Regions from separate parts of the Homo sapiens genome. Here region 2 is linked to region 1. A link is a loop called in an ENCODE intact Hi-C map of the cell type or tissue named here. Cell type or tissue: adrenal gland. All regions are shown on one strand. Links, peaks and the distances in the headings refer to the core of each region. The heading gives the core; the rest is flanking DNA.

The links. A loop is a pair of places that touch in the nucleus more often than their neighbours do. Peaks named below come from ENCODE experiments on the same cell type or tissue, not always from the same donor. Only the 100,000 strongest peaks of a DNase experiment are listed, where the experiment ranks them.
Region 2: it touches region 1 in a loop (2.1-fold over the local background); 56 of 110 quality-filtered maps call a loop at or near these places.

What each region holds. Positions count from the first base shown.
Region 1 is chr20:6,075,638-6,080,035 of GRCh38, forward strand. It overlaps FERMT1 (FERM domain containing kindlin 1), which reads right to left. Exons shown (of 15, transcript NM_017671.5): 14 at 3,799-3,940; 15 at 1-1,709. The coding sequence ends at 1,536. Among named protein-coding and RNA genes, the nearest start is that of LRRN4, 24 kb to the left of the region's middle. In adrenal gland, for the core only: a CTCF peak has its summit at 1,895 (motif pointing left); DNase peaks (open chromatin) are centred at 579 and 1,874; H3K27ac peaks cover 956 bases.
Region 2 is chr20:6,013,391-6,017,788 of GRCh38, forward strand. CRLS1 (cardiolipin synthase 1) reads left to right here. Exons shown (of 7, transcript NM_019095.6): 3 at 1,971-2,100. Among named protein-coding and RNA genes, the nearest start is that of CRLS1, 9.5 kb to the left of the region's middle. In adrenal gland, for the core only: no CTCF peak of the experiment used is centred there; no DNase peak of the experiment used is centred there.

The DNA of each region.
Region 1 (4,398 bases), core at 271-4,270:
CTCCCGGAATTGCTGAGGTCTCACTTCTCAGAGGGCTTTGATGGAAAATAAAGCAACAGCTGACGCTCACGGGCCTCGGAACTCTGGCCAGGCTCCCTGAGGGGTGCATCCTAGGAGAACTGAAAAATGGGATTGGAGCTTTTGCCTTATCCTTACACCCCAAGTTCTTTGTGTGGCAGAACATCTATGAAAAAATAATAAAATATTGTCTGATATTTCCCTTTACTTCTGGTATTGCTTTTGACCTTCTCAAAACCCACCCCTCCCACCTCTAACAAACCAAAATGGAAAATGACAATTCAGGCAGCTGTTAATTGGCTCACTCTCTCAAGGCAAGCACTGTCTCAAGGCAGTCTCAAGGCAGAGATGACACAGCAAAAAACAGAGGGGGAGAAAAAAGTCTATTATTGGCTTGTGATTTACAAAAGCCAAAGTCCTTTAGATAAAAGGCCAGGAGTCGTACCAACATAGATACCAAATCCAGGAGAACACAGACCAGCGATAAGAGGGACGCTTCCCCATGACCCAGACCAGCCTAAAGCCCCTGTGGGGGCAGCCAGTGGGGAGCTGTCAGACCTTGGACATGGTGGTCTTTGAGAATGGGTCTGCCCTTCTCTCCCTGACCAGTTGGGATAGACACCTGACTGGAATCCTTGACACTGGCAGGTGTTTCTATGAACAGAGAGGACTGTGCCTGTCTTCCTGAATCCCAACCCAGAGTAGAAGCAGTGGAGACATGGATCTGGGTTGAGAAATGGGTTTTCCTGTCCCCCTGTGTCACCCACATCTTCACAAAGGACTTACAGGTGGCTGAGAGATCTGTAGGAATGGAATGGGGCTTGCAGGTGGCCCCAGAAATCTGAGGAGACCAATGACTAAGACCAGATGTGGGTCAGTGGTCATCTTGGCAGGTATCACTGTGGACAGATGACACTGAGGGCCACTCCTCTGACCTTGGGTTGTCAACTGCTACCTGGTAGCCCCACCCCTCCCCTTTCTACCCCTAGACCTTGGCCTCCAGGGAAAAAGTGTGTGTAGGAACTCCCTCTGCCATTTTGAAAAGACAGGAGCTAAAAGCAGTTCCATGAAGGACAGGCGTTTCGTTTCATACCTGAGTTTGTGAAATAAGAGTTGTTCTTGCTACACGTGATTTTTACCTTTCTGTCTTCTCCATTGACTTAGTAATGAGACAGATCAGCACGAGGATAACTTGTAGCCATACACCTGGCAGGTTCTGCAAGTCAGAGAACTGTAACCACATGCTGGGCCTTAGAGCAATCTTAGGGCACCTGCTTTTCTCCTGCCTACCCATTTTATAGAAAAAACAAGAGAGGCTCCTTCCGTGGCTGGTAGCACAGGGCAAAGTAAGGAAAGGGATGTGCCAGCAGTGGGTTTGAATGAGGATCTGGGTGACCAGCGGTGAATGTATGTTGTCTGTTAGTCCAGAATCTACATGCTGGGCACGTTAGGGATCCCTCTGGGGAGGGGCGCCTTTGGCTTGCCTTGTTGGTGTGAGCCGAGCACGCGTGCTTGTTTCAATCCTGACCGCCGGTCAATTTGTGGAACAAGTCCTCATCGAGTGTTTCATTCTGGTCCTTGGAGCGGGTGGACAAGAAAATGTAGCCGCCAATGTACTCGTGCACAATCTTGCAATCTGCACTCAGGCAGGTGAAAGCAGTAAAGACGTTTTGGTCAAACTCGATGACCACCTGGAAGAGGAAGGCACAGAGAAGCTTAAACTCTGACAAGGAATGATGAAAAAAAAAGTGCTTTGCTGGACTGGCCCCTGGAGCTGAGGGCTGCTGAGGTGGATAACAGATGGATATCCCTCTAAAACACACAGAAAACCATCACTTCCATTAAACGCTTCCAGAAAACATCTTTGCTCTCTTTGCGCCCTCTGGTGGTGTCGACTTTGCTGCACGTCTGGTTAAAAAAACTCCCAACACATTTTCTGTCTACAGTTTAGATACAAGGATTTTGCCCAAGCACTCTCTGTCTCCCTGTGTTGAGGGGCAGGGTGCTTCGCAGGCACTTTATTTTTATTTTTATTTTTTTTTTGAGATGGAGTCTCTCTCTGTCACCCAGGCTGGGGTACAGTGGCACGATCTCGGGCCACTGCAACCTCTGCCTCCCAGGTTCAAGCGATTCTCATGCCTCAGCCTCCCAAGTAGTTGGGATTACAGGTGTGTGCCACCACACCTGGCTAATTTTTGTATTTTCAGTAGAGACGGGGGTTTCACCATGTTGGCCAGGCTGGTCTTGAACGCCTGACCTCAAGTGATCCATGCCTCGGACCCCCAAAGTGTTGGGATTATAGGCGTGAGCCACTGCACCCGGCCTGCAGGCTCTTTAATGAATAAAAGTCTGCCTGAATTTTCCTACAGCCACTGCCCGGAACCCTTTCCTAGCTGCAAGTCATAAACTCTAAGCACTAGAAGAAAGACTTAGAGACTTTGCTGGTTCACAACCTTGGCTGCCCATTGAAATCACTTGTGGACCTTTAAAAATTACTAATGGTTCGTTCCTCCTCCCAGAGATTCAGATTTAACTGGCCTTGGGTGTGGTCTAGGCAGTGGTGTTTTAAAGCTCCCCAGGTGATCCTAATACGCATCAAGGCTTTAGAGCTACCGCCTTAGAGGTCATCTAATCTCTGAACTTGATTTTACAAATAAGCACCCAGATGATTATCAACACTGCTGAGAGGAAGTCAGGGTTCTTAACAAATGTGTGGGTCTCTTACCATCCCTCTACGTCAGTGACTTTCTATTGGAAAATGAGAATGCCAAAGGAATGAGGGAAGATTGAGTCTGTATCAGCAACATCTGAATGTTTTAATTAATTCAAGAATGAATGAAACAGGGTCTTGCTTTGTTACCCAGGCTGGAGTGCAGTGGCACAGTCACTGCTCACTGTAACCTCGAACCTCAACTGATCATCCCTGGCTGAGTAGCTGAAACTACAGGTGCACACCATCACACCTGGCTAGTTCAGCGTTTTTTTTTTTTGTTTTTTTTTTTTTTAATTTTCTGTGGAGACAGGGTCTCATTATGTTGCCCAGGCTGGTCTCGAACTCCCAGCCTCAAGTGATCCTTCCCACCTCGGCCTCCCAAAGCACTGGGCAGAATGTTTTAAATTAGCGGCAGGATGCTAAGCTGCCTCTAACTTCATCTGGAATTTTCCATGATACAGGCTTGGCCTGAACTTAGCTCCTAGGATGGGAGATGATGGGAGGCTGTAACATAGGCTAGGGGTTTGAGGGCTCCTGGTTTTAAGAGGTGAAGCTTTTCTCAGTCATCACTATGGACCTCACTTTCTTCTTCAGCAGTTTTTCCCTTTTGGGCCTGGAATGCTCTCCAGGTGAGCAACTGAATCTTCCAGTCCTCCATCGGGTTTCTTGGCAGCCAGTCAGATGAGGCTTTTTTTGGATTTATTTTGCATAGCAGTTACATCTCCAGTAGTTTCTCATAAGTAAGTATCAAGCTAAATCCTGTATAATCCTATGCTGAGTCAATGAAAATTAATGAAACTGCTCAGCGATTTCAGAACCTGTCTGTATTGAAAGTCTGCATGGAGACTAAGCCAACTTGCAGTGCTAATGCAAGAGCATTTGGCCTGTGCCTGTTAGGAAGCTGCCCAGAATTGCATATGATGATTTTAGCAGACAGACAGTTACCATATGCTTGTGGTTTCTTAGGTCTAAATAGAAGAACACCTTTTAAAACTCAGAATAATCTGCAATTCTGAGGGACACACATTTATAGGCTCAACACTGAAGAGCAAAAACTTTCACTTTACCTGCCGGGTTTCCCAGTTTACATTCCACTGTTTGATATTTGTGAATCTCCATGTTGTCACTGGAATCCCGGTGGCTGCATCAATTTTAATCAACCTGTTATATGAAACTCCCAGAATGTCATCTTTTTTGCTTCCTTTAAATCTGAAAAGAATCATAATATTAGTTAAGAGAAGCAACTGCTTCCTATAATACAATGTTCACTCACATATAACTTCTTAAAAATACTACCAGTATTTCTGAATCATTTCAGAGGAATGGACAATGAAGAATTAACTTTCTGCAGGGGGGCATTTTTATTGGGATATAGACAGCGTGAAAAAAGAATGAAGGCTATCCTGCAGATGGTCTTTAAGTAAAACTGACATCAGAGAGAAGAAAAATAAGATGGAATCAAATAAATTCATTCAAAATGATTACTGACTCTGTGTTGGGCACCCTTCTAGGCATGGGAGATATAGTAGTAAACTAAACGGATGGAAAATTTCTGACTGTGGGAGGGAGAAGATCATAAGTATGAGGTACATATGCCAGATAAGATGAAGGAAAATAAAGTTGGAAGGGCTACAGGGAATACTGGTAATAAGGTGGTTACAGTTTGA
Region 2 (4,398 bases), core at 87-4,086, 62 kb before region 1:
AGAAAGATTAAATGAAAGGGAGAGATGGATGATGCAAGGGGAGATGGGGAAGAAGGGAGGCAGGTCACAGAAGGTGAGAGGGCATGGGAACGGATGAAGGAAGGCAGAGAGAATGAATGGATGCAGGTAGGTGGGGGATTTGATGATGGGAATATGAGGATGGGCTGACTACGGTTTTCTTTTTCCTTAAGGAAAATACAGACATGACCATGAGCGAGAGGGATGGAGTTAGGTCTGAGGTGAGAGCAGAGACAGTGTGGAAGAGACAGTGTGAAAAGAGAGGGTAAATATGGTAAACAAGTGTGGGATTGCTAGGCAGTATTGGGTGCCCATGGGAGATTTGTGGTCATCAGTTTGAAGTGAGACCAGTCTTCCCATTTGTGTGTTTTCCTTAAGCACTATTCAGCTCTTAGGTGCAGGCCCAGAGTACATGGAGAGTTGCTTTTAAGCAGTGTTGAAGGAGAGTGGAGTGAAGGGGAGTTACAGATGTTTATAAAGGAATGATGTTGATGACCTTGGAATCTAGTGTGGATTAGAGGAATAGTGAAGATGAGAGGGTGATGATGGCGAAAAAGTGAAAGGTTAAGTTCCCTGAGGTCAGAAACTGAACTAAACCTGATCTTCCAAGGTCCCAGCTCCCCAGGCTAGGTACTTTTCTGTTCGTATGCTTAAGAAGGAAATAGATTTTTTCAGTTGCAATAGCAATAGCTAGTAACTGCTTTTTTTGAGGATTTACTAAGTGCTGAGTGCTGAACAAGTATTAATCACATTGTGTGCTGAAGACAACCACCCCTTTGAGGTAGGTAATTTATCTCTGTTTTACAGATGAGGAAACTAAGGCTTAGTCAGGCCAAATAACTTATCCAAGATCACACAGCTACTAAGTGGCAGAGCCAGGACTTGAACAGCTTCTGTTCTGCTACAAAGACCACATTTTTTTTTACCACGGTCCTGGACTACCGCTGTCTCCTCTAACTCATTGGAATACTTGAGATATGGACAACTTACTTGTTCTTTAAAATGAACCATGATTAATTGCGTCTAAATTAATCTTTTTTCCCCTTAGAAATAGTATTAGAGAACTCAAACATTTGTTGAAACTTGAAGTTAAATGAGTAAAAGCCAGGAAGGGACTTGGATAAACCAGAAAATATCTGCCTTGTTTAATGTGAATAGACAGTACTTGATTTCAGTCCATTTTGTGGCCCCAGAGTGGCCAGACCGCTCCCTTCTCAAGTTAGGATGGAGACCTGGGTTTTTATGGGAAGAATTGAATACTTACATGTTGATAACTAATTACAGTTTTTAAAAGCTCTGATAGGTCAAACAGAACCAGCTTACAGGCTCCATTTGGCCCACTAGCAACTAGATGTGACTTATGCTTTAAATGGTTTATTTTTAATCACAATAATATAAAAATAAATAATTTAAGTATCAGAATTTTAACTAGGCCAGGTAGAGAGGATTGAGTTTTCTATTCAAATGTAGGTAATGCAGATACAGTCAGAGTATGGAATAAACAGTGGTATTGAGCAAAATGAGTTGAAAAACAGAAAAATGGTAAGTTTTAACAGAGTTGGATTATATTATCCTAGTCCAGGCTCTGCCGTTCATGCTTTCTTTGAGTTTTCTTTGGGTTCTTTATAGCTGTAAATACATCACTAACCGTATCTCTAAATGTGTATTTGGGTTCATCCCACAAAGGGGCCTTGTGAAAATACCGAGAAATAACCAGAAGGACTTGAGGGGGAAAGAAAATAAATGTGCATTTATTTTAAGACCAGTTGCTAATTTAAAAGCGAAATGTATACCAGCAAAAGAATGAGAATGTTTGGGGGTAAGAAACAGAAGACATTTTGTTAACATTTTATGAGAGTATAATTGTTATTCTGGTATATCTTAAGCTTCAGAATATCTGCTTTGTTCCTGTTATGACATTTATATATATAAAAAAAAACTTCTATTTTCAGTTGGATGGATTTATTGCTCGAAACTGGGCCAATCAAAGATCAGCTTTGGGAAGTGCTCTTGATCCACTTGCTGATAAAATACTTATCAGTATCTTATATGTTAGCTTGACCTATGCAGATCTTATTCCAGGTAAGAACGCGTCATGCGTACTTTTGAATAGCACAGGGAAGAATGACATTAGTCAGCTTAGGATTTCTCTTGAGAGACAAATAATTTTTGTTCCAAAAATATAGTTTTCAACTTTAAACTGTTTCCCTAATTTTAAACTGTTGAACTGTTTTGTCAAACTACTTGTGGATTTTAGAATTTATGTCCTTGTTTTACTAGTAAAATCAGTTGCTTTCCTAGTAAGATTGTTTAAAATTAAAATTGAATAAATATTTCACAGTGCCAATTCATATTACTCTGAAATTTTTTGGTGATACATTATGTATTTTTAGTGCCTAGCTTTTCAAAAGCAATTTAGTTTTCCTACGTTTATTATCTTTATTAATATCGTTTAATCATAAGTGAGAACTCTGAAATTCTGAAGATGTCTATAAAATTTCACATTATGTAGACCCTATTATGCAATTTTTAAATCATATATATAGTTTGTACATTATATGAATACTTTTTCTGATAAGATTTCATGATTTTTTTGCTTTGTATTTTGCATGTGCTTTTCTGATTGTTCATTTTCTTCTTCAGTCGTATTTCTCAGTTTTTCTCCCTCAGACCAAGTTAAACTGTTTTTTTCCCAAGAGCTAGGAATCATATCTGATCACACTGGGACTTCCCTTCACTGTCAGTCTAAGAGTTTGCATTTTTGAGGTTTAGGAAAAGGGAAAAAAAAGGAAGAAAGAAAGAAATTGTATCTGAGAACAAAGAAGCTGCCACATGGTCCCTCGGTATCATGTTATTATTGACACTTGGTAGAAAGAAGTATAGTGGCATTTCAGTCTAGTCTCCCCCAACTGGAAATTATTTTTCTTTCTGATTTTTAGTCTTTTAAGTTCTCGTACCAAAATAAAAAATAAATTGGACTAATGTTTACTTTTATGTGCTTCTTTGAAAGTTAGAATTGAGGTGTGTATGTGATTGGGGAATGGGGGTGTGTGTGTGTGTGTGTGTGAGTTTTCTTGCCTAGGCTGGTCTCGAACTTCTGGGATCAAGTGATCCTCCCACCTCGGCCTCCCAAAGTGATGGGACTATTGGCTTGAATCACCTTGCTTGGCCCCTGCCATTTTTTCAAAGTTACATTGTATTTTGATGTAGTATTTTACAAAGGTTGGCCAGTCATTTTGCTATTGAACATAGAAATTGTTTCCAGGTTTTTTGGAATTATGGGTAATGTTGCTGTGAGTTTTACTTATATGATTGGTGTAGGTTGCTTTCCAAGCTGAGACTTCCCTTCACTGGCAATCTTAGAGTTTCCATTTTCTTTCTTCTGTGTTGAGTCTGTTTTTCCAGGCTCCCATGTCTTCCTTTGCTTTAAGTTACTCCTTTTCTCCAGTTGTTTTCTGTAGAAGGATGGAGTGTGGCAGCCAGATTTTTAGAGGTCTTAGACATCTCAGTGTCTCTATTTTGTCTTCCATACATGATTGACAGTTGAAGTAGGCATCACTTTTTTTTATCTTTTATCTTTTTTTCTTTTCTTTTTCTTTTTGAGACAGGGTCTCACTCTGTGACCCAGGCTGGAGTGCAGTGGTGCAATCTCAGCTCATTGCAGCCTTAACCTCCCAGCTCAAGCAGTCCTCTGACCTCAGCCTCCCAAGAACCTACCACCATGTGCATCACCACGCCTGGCTAATATTTGTACTTTTTGTAGATATAGGGTTTTACCACGTTGCCCAGGCTGGAGGCATAATTTTTAAACTGCAGATGATTTTAATTCAGAATTGTGAAGACCCTCTTCCATAGACTTGGAGATTCCAACTTGCTACGGAACAGTCTCTTATCATTTGGATACCTTTTCCTTTACATGGGATTGTGTTTAGTATTGGAAAGCTTTTAGGATTTTAAGAAAATGTGATTCCTAATTGATGTTTTCTTTAAAAAGTTATCTCTCTTAATTCATTTTCTAATGCTTATATGGCTACCCAGTTATCCTAGCACTTTTTATAGAAAAATTTGTATTTTTCAGACTCAGTGCAAGGTAATTTCTAAGTTGTTTTCTTCCCCATTGTTTGTCTGTCTTTGCATCAGTGGCATTCTTCTTATTGCTTTGCTAAAAGTCTTGATATCCAGTAGAGTGAGTCCTTCCACCTTGGACATTCTTAGCCCTTTCCATTTGTTTCCATTTGTTACAAATTTTAGAATCAGCTTTTCTAAGAATCAGCAATTTTCCAGAGAAAAATCTGTTTGGATTTTGATTGGGATTGCAATGAACTTATGATCTGTTTGGAGGAATTTGCATCTTTACAATGTTAAGTCTTCCAGTCCAGT